Regions from separate parts of the Homo sapiens genome. Here region 2 is linked to region 1. Evidence: read pairs that join two places in POLR2A ChIA-PET (ENCODE). Cell type or tissue: GM12878. All regions are shown on one strand.

What was found. Peaks named below come from ENCODE experiments on the same cell type or tissue, not always from the same donor. Only the 100,000 strongest peaks of a DNase experiment are listed, where the experiment ranks them.
Region 2: POLR2A ChIA-PET joins it to region 1 with 5 read pairs; 3 of 35 experiments call an interaction of 5 or more read pairs at or near these places.

The regions. Positions count from the first base shown.
Region 1 is chr5:11,025,698-11,029,697 of GRCh38, reverse strand. The region is part of intron 16 of CTNND2 (catenin delta 2); the gene reads left to right. It also overlaps the pseudogene RNU6-429P. Among named protein-coding and RNA genes, the nearest start is that of CTD-2154B17.1, 240 kb to the right of the region's middle. In GM12878, no CTCF peak of the experiment used is centred here; a DNase peak (open chromatin) is centred at 1,897; H3K4me3 peaks cover 214 bases.
Region 2 is chr5:10,557,093-10,561,092 of GRCh38, reverse strand. No RefSeq gene overlaps it. Among named protein-coding and RNA genes, the nearest start is that of ANKRD33B, 5.0 kb to the left of the region's middle. In GM12878, no CTCF peak of the experiment used is centred here; no DNase peak of the experiment used is centred here.

The DNA of each region.
Region 1 (4,000 bases):
CACATTTTTTTCTACATAATTAAAGAGAAATTTTCTACATAATTCGTTTTTAAAAACCAATTATTTATGTTTTTGGACACACAATGTTTAAAGATGTAATTGTGTGACATCAATAACTGAAAAGTGTGAGATGGAACTGTAAATGAACAAAGTGTTTGTATGTTATTGAAGTTAACCTGGTATAAATTCAAATTATAATGGTATAATGTTAAATGTAATCCCTGTGGTAACCACAAAGAAAATCATTAAACTATATAGACGAAAGAAAATAAGGAAATTAAAACATTTCACTACAGAAAACAATCAACACAAAGGAGATAGTGGTGCAGGAAATTAGGGACAAACAAAAAAGCTACAAGGCATATAGAAAACAGAAAAACGCTAGAAATAAGACCCTTTTTATGAGTAATTACTTTAAATATACATGGATAAACTCTCCAATCAAAGACAGAGATTGACAGAGTGCATTAAAAAAATATGATGCAATTATATGTTGCCTACAAAAAACTTACTTTAGATTCAAAGACAGAAATAGATTGAAAGTAAAAGGATATTTGTACATCCGTGTTCACACCATTATTCTCAAGAGTGAAAATGAAGTATCAACCCAATTTTTCGTCAACAGAAGAATAGCAAAATATGATATATACATGCAATGGAATATTATTCAGTCTTGAAAAGAAAGTTCTGTCTGGGTGCAGTGGCTCACGCCTGTACTGCCAGCACTTTGGAAGGCCAAGGTGGGCAGATCACTTGAGGCCAGGAGTTCAAACCAGCCTGGCCAACATAGTGACACCCTGTATCTACTAAACATACAAAAAATTAGCTGGGTGGGGTGTCACATACCTGTAATCTCAGCTACTCAGGAGGCTGAGGAATGAGAATTGCTTGAACCCAGGAGGCAGAGGTTGCAGTCAGCTGAAATTGCACCAGTGCACTACACCCTGGATGACAGAATGAGACCCTGCTTGGAAAAAAAGAAAAAAAGAGTGTACATTCTGACATATGCTACAACATGGATGAACCTTAAGAACATTATGCTAAGTGAAATAATCCAATCACAAAAAGACAAATCCTTTATGATGCCATTTATATGAGGTACCTGGTTGTCAAATTCAAAGAGACAGAAAGTAGAATGGGGGTTTCCAGGGACTGAAGGGAAGGGTTGGGGAGTTGTTTAAATGCTTTTAAAGTTTCAATTTTGCAAGATGAAAAGAGTTTTGGAGATATATGATTGTAGAATGATATGAGTCTACATAATATCAATGAACTATATACTTAAAATGGATAAAATGGTAAATTTTATAAGTATTTTACTGCAATAAAGAAGTTTTTTAGAAAAAATAAACTCAGAGCACCTCAGCAAAAACCCACAGATCAGTTTTAGCAGCTGCAGAAACAGGAGGGCCATAGAACTACTTAAACCTCGAAGACAAAGGAGTTGTGATGTTTCTCATCCGGGGTTGCTCTCCAGTCCAGCTGACCTTCTGGAAAAATATATTTTCTCTAATCAGTTTGAGACATTTAAGTTTATAATGGTGCACAACAAAGACCATCTACACATAGGACTCCATCAGTGATCAGAAGAGATCTATAGTAAGTGTAGGAAGGAACTCAAGTGACTTCCCTGTTGTCTGCTGCCTTAGAGAATGCAGGTCTTTAGACCATAAGACCACCACTCAACATTCCTGCCACCAATGCGAAAACCAAATGGTAGTATGCACATCAGTAACAAATACAGGCTTAGTTCAGAAATAGAAACAGAAAGTCACAAACACAACATGGAAACCGAAGCAGTCAACGAGAGCAAGGCTGTTACCTCATCATGAAATCCCCACCAGCTCCTTTCTGCACAAGCGGTCTGCAAGGAGTGCCTTTCTTGGGCAACATGGTTTGTTAGGTCTCCTGAGTGAGTCCCTTGGGGTACCTTGGTGTGCCCAACAATGCTTAACAGAAGAGTTCGAGAATGAAGCACTGTAAAGAGAAAATAATCTTTACTTGCAGTTTTTCAAGAAAATCTGGATTTAGAAAACTGGTTCACCAAATACAAAATACAGGTATTTGAAGGAAACACACACACACACACATACACACAGTGGAAAGGGTAGCAAAGTTACAAGGTTTCAGTTAGTCCATCATTGATGAAAATACAGTCCTTTTTCTGCACAATTATGTTATCACCAATGGTAGTCTCTTACCAGTATTGCAAAAATCAGACATATAGTCATTGTTACTAGAGACTAAGTAACTTAAAAGAAATGGCCCAAGGATTCATTTCTATTGGGAACTGTAGCAAGAAAGAGTGACTTTGTTTGTGGTAGTGGTGGTGGTACAGTCTTGTTTTGTATTGTTTTGATCTGACAAAGAACAAGCTTTTCTTTTTAAAAAAACAAAAGATGGAACGCCTCACAAATTTATGTATTATCTTTGCACAGGGGCCATGCTAATCTTTCTCTGTATCATTCCAATTTTAGTATATGTGCTGCCGAAGCGAGCACCATGATTTCCCTTTTTCAGATGTGAGTCCATGATAGTGGATCGTTGGTAGCACATTTATTCAAAATAGAAGCAAGGCAAGGTATCCACTTTGCTTTCATAAATCCAGGTATTCTTTGAACCTGATGACCTGCTTGTCTCTCTGACGGGATTTTGGTACGTGATTCTCTCATATAAGTAATATAACTAATTTTGCATGTTTTTCTTTGTGTGGAAAAATAACATTCAATTTATCCATTAATATTAAGCTTTAAAATTCACTTGGTTTTTACTACCCTCTGTGTTATTCCCGCGTGAAATCTCTGAATCCTGTTTCCCTGCATTACCTCAACATTTCCCTGGGCTCCAAGCCCTGTCAGTTGCTTCTTAAGAATTTCCATAATGGCTGCTCTCATGTCCTTGATCCTCCCATGACCACCTTTTTGTAGTCACAGGTTCTTGTTTGTTCCTGAAATATTATAGTTTCCTGCCAAATGAATGAATCACTCTATTATTTTCAGTCTGTGTCATATCTTTTAATCAAATTAAATCTAGAAGGTAGAGTCAGCTGTGCATGGTGGCTTACACCTGTAATCCCAGCACTTTGGGAGGCAGAGGCAGGCAGATCACTTGAGGTCAGGAGTTTGAGACCAGCCTGGCTAACATGGTGAAACCCCATCTATACTAAAATTCAAAAGGTAGCCAGGTGTGGTGGCATGTGCCTGTAGTCCCAGCTACTCGGGAGGCTGAGGCAGAAGAATCGCTTGAACCCAGGAGATGGAGGTTGCATTGAGATGAGATCATACCACTGCACTCCAGCCTGGACAACAGAGTGAGACTGTCTTAAAAAAAAAAAAAAAAAAAAAGAAGAAGAAGGTGGAGTAGTCAGCTGGAGCAGTCATCTATTTGCAGTGGTTACTGGTGCCTGCTCCTTTTGAGGGCCTAAGCAGGTCATTCCAAGACAGGCACTTCTTCTGCCCCATGCCAGGCTCAAACACAGGAGGAAGCTTATGCTCTGCATCCACAGAGAATCTCAGTGCACCACAGGACCACAGCTGGGCTCTAGGTGCCCTTTCTGTCCCTGGGACTGTGAAGAACTGCCCACAACCTCCACCTGGTGATCCAGCCTCTTTCTTCCCCAGTCCTAAAAGAACCCTACCTCCATCCATTTCTCTCTCTAAAAAGAAAAGGAAACAATTTGACCACCTTGATGGTGTGAAACTATAAAAAAAGTTTGAACCACCCACTTTGCAGTTTCCTGTTGCCAATGTGATACAAAAAAAGGGAATTAACTTCTTTTACCCTCTGAAGAAATCTCAGACCTCAAAGACCCAAAAGTCTGCCTGAAACAGTAGAAGGAGAGGAATCAAGATTCCTCCTACTGGGCAGCAAGAATAGCTTTTTAGCTCTTTCAAGTGTTTAGAAACTTAGGTTAAAAAGAAAATACAGGATATGGAACAGTTATAGAAGCACACTACCTTGAGTTGTAGTGCTTATAATTTCACTAGAAGTCTAGAAGAAGAGA
Region 2 (4,000 bases), 470 kb after region 1:
GCATGCACCTATAGGGCCTGCCCCACCTTGGTTTGGAAGGAGGGAGGCAGGGGGAACCTAGTGGTGGAGGAGCACACAAGTGCACCACAGTGTTCATAAAATAACTAGCTCCAGCACTTTGGGAGGCCAAGGTGGGCAGATCACTTGAGGTCAGGAGTTCGAGACCAATCTGGCCAACATGGTGAAACCCCATCTCTACTAAAAATACAAAAATTAGCCAGATATGGTGCTGCATGCCTATATTCCCCACTGCTCGGGAGGCTAAGGCAGGAGAATTGCTTGAACCTGGGAGGCGGAGGTTGCAGTGAGCTGAGATTGTGCCACTGTACTCCAGCCTGGATGACAGAGTGAGACGCCATCCCTCACCAAAGAAGAAAATAAAATAACCAGTTCCCATCTCCCAAGGCTAAATGAAGAACTGAAGGAGAGAGTGATTTAAAACCTTCTCACATTGTCTGGAATTTAGCAACAGTGTTAACTTTCATTAGTATGAAAATTAAAGTATCCATTCGCCTTGATATAAATTGTTCTGTAGGACCTGCTTCTCCAGATTCATTGCCTTATTTGCCGAGAGAGCTAGCCCAGGTGAAGTGAATGAGAAATGTGTATAGAAGGCAGTGCAGCTTGGGGTGAAGACCAGATAGTGATATCAGACAGGCTGGCTTCCAATTATGGCTTTACCACTGCTAAGTTACAATGATAATAGTTCTAGATTTTGAATGTCTGTTACTGTGGGGGTACCAATCTCCTATTCTTGATGTTTAGGGTATTTCCAACATTTTCCTTAGTGGACACAAATGCACCCTTGTCCAGGTATTTCCTCAGAAAAACATCCCACCTCAAGTGGCTTGAGCTTTTTAAACCCCAGTATTATGTGTAAAAATTGTTCTCAGTGAGAGAGACTGGGAGAGCCAGACCTCAAGCTCAGATGGGAAGACTCAGGGCTGTAAAGATCCTACTTGTCTTCATACTGTTCTAGAAATGACATGACCACATTCCTGTGTGAATGCTTGGAGGGGAACATGACAGCACTAATCCAAAGTAGATCTCATGAGATAACAACCGTCTGATAATTTCTTTTGCTGCTGTTGTTTTCATTGTCGTTGACGAAAGCTTTCCAGAGTTAGTCTCTGTTACTAGGAACTAAAACTCAGTTCAGCAAAACAGCATATTAAGAAAAAAACTCGACCGGGCGCGGTGGTTCATGCCTGTAATCCCAGCACAGAAAGAGAGAGAGAGAGAGAGAAAAGAAAGAAAAGAAAGAAAGAGCAAGCTAAATGGGGAAAAAACATTAATTGCAGAAAAAACATTAATTGTGCTGCTTGTGGCAAGTGGTTAGGATGATAGCCAAAACGTAGAGAGAATTCACAAACCAAGAAGGAAAAGCTGAGCATATTTATTAATTTGTTTAGCCCCTGTTGTTCCATAGTGAGGGAAATACAGCTCATTACGATGAAAAAGACTCATTCGCTTGCCTTAGGTAGCCGAAGGGAAACTGTGCCAGGAGGCGTGGGCTCTGCCTTCTTCAGCGAGTGAGCTGAGTGGTAGCTATAGTTAAAGGGAAACAGGCCAATCCTTGAAGTTGGATGCCAGAGAAGAAAACGAGGGTCTGGGGTCAGCCAGGGCTGGAGAGGGGACCTTAAGGCTCAGCTTCACAAAGGCTGGATGCTTTGTTTTCTCAATACCACCTTCCTCTCAGTCATCTTCTCAAAAGACAGAGCTGGGAGATGCTAATGGGCTGAGGTTTGTAACAGGCTCTTCCAGCTCTCCCACTGCCTACGAGAGAAGAAGTGAGTGGGGAACGGGACATCTCTTAGTCACTCATTTTTTAAAAAACAGTTTTAAAACACTCATGTTTTTAAAAACCAAAATGATTTGTTTTGGAGTTTTTGCAAATTTCTCTGAGTTGATTCCCACACTCGTGGGAGCAACCTAGAGTGTCCTGAAGTCAATCTGTGGAATCACTAGGCCAGATTACCTTTCTCATCAGTTTAGGAATATAAAGAAAGGTCTCTGTGTATTTCTGGATCTCCCTATTAAAGAGATTAGTTGCTGTTTGGGCCTCACTCCATTCAATTGACAGCACCTAGATCCCTCCTATTACAATCTCAATTCATGTAACCATTTCGGAACTTCAGCTTCTTTTAAGGAAGTTTTCTTTGTGATTAAATGTCTAGAAGTAAATGCATGTGTGCACTTAACTGCCAGTTCTGCCACCTTTTTCCTGCTCTGCATGGGATTAGCAATAGTGGGGTATCACTAGAAAATCCATGCCTACTCTAAGGACAAAAGGCCTTGGGTCTTTTGCCAATGGAACCTTTTATTCAACAGAATAAATGTGGTTGGATTTACAAGGCCAGTTGAGGGAGTCCTGTGAGGTGAGAACCTATTAAAAGACCTACTGATCGGCCAGGCGCGGTGGCTCACGCCTGTAATCCCAGCACTTTGGGAGACTGAGGTGGGCATATCATGAGGTCAGAAGTTTGAGACCAGCCTGGCTAACATGGTGAAACCCCATCTCTACTAAAAATACAAAAATTAGCCGGGCGTGGTGGCACGTGCCTGTAATCCCAGCTACTCGGGAGGCTGAGGCAGGAGAATTGCTTGAACCCAGGAGGTGGAGGTTGTAGTGACCCGAGATCGCGCCACTGTAGCCCAGCCTGGGCAACAGAGCAAGACTCCATCTCAAAAAAAAAAAAAAAATGACCTACTAATCGAGGGCTTCCCCATGACCCACCCTGATGGCCTTCCCCGAAGTGCAGGAGAAACTCCACCCTTTTCCCTATCACTTCCCCTGTTACATGCCCCTGTAATCACTCTTACTGCCCTGCTTTCCAATATGTTTTTGCAAAACTATGTTCCTCTGTAAGCTGACAGTTTGCCAAGAGCAGGAACCAGGTCTCGTTAATTTCTTTTTGAATCCCCAGCATCTAAAAGGATGCCTCACCATCTTGGTTGATCTTCAACAGATGTGTTAAACAAAAGAGAAGGCGATGCCTGCTAGACCCAGCTCTGCTGCATCTTGGAAACTTCTGAATGTACACAAGGTCAGCACAGAGCAGCTGATCACCAGGAACCTGAGCTTTCTTTAGCCACTTACACTTCAAAGTCTTTGTATCTTCAGGATTTTTTAAAAAACCTCCTGCCATAGGTAGGTAAATATGGGACTCAGGAGGATACTCAGATTCTGTGTCAGCTTCTGAGGATCAACAGCCCTCTGTAAAGCCGGATTCATGCCTTAGCACGTGTAAAACTGCCAGACTGAGACTTCAGGGACACCAAGCAAGGGGACTGGAGCTGATAGACCAGCACCTTATGAACCAGGAGGGATGGGGGCATCGTGCCTGGCTCTCAGCTGGGACCAGTGTGCTTAATGCCAGGCCTACAAGTTGCCACCCCATCCTCTCCCTAACTGAGCATAAATTCAGTCAGCAAAGCAAAGCCTAAATCAGGATTTCAAACTACCGTGGTGAATCACACAGTTTGGCTTCCCTTGTCACTCAGCTTATTCTCTCTTAGGTCAGTTTCAGGTCAAAACGTGCCCATGGGGACAAAGATGAAGGCAGGGAGAATGCAGGCTGGGCAGCGACTGCATGTTGGGAGGCTCAGCCATCAGCATCCCTGACTTTGTCATTCTGATCTTGGGGAACACAGAAGAGGACCCTCCCCTGCAGCAGAACCCTGAGCCCTCCTTCCCTGGGACTCTGGATCCCTCCCAACCCTCCCTGAGGTCCTCCCGTCATGGTGTAGCATCTGTTTCTGCATCCACAGCCCACTCAGATCCCCACTCCACAACAGACTTTACGCCCCCACACGCTCCTGCGCTACCCCCACCAGCTTAGCTCACAGCTGAACCTTCTGCAAGACAGATCCGCACAAGCTGCACTTTTTCATCTTCCATTTCTTCATTTGACATATGTAATACACACAATCGAAAATTACAAAAGTAATTCACGCTTCTTGGGAAAAACCCCCCAAACATTATGCTCTACACAGTAAG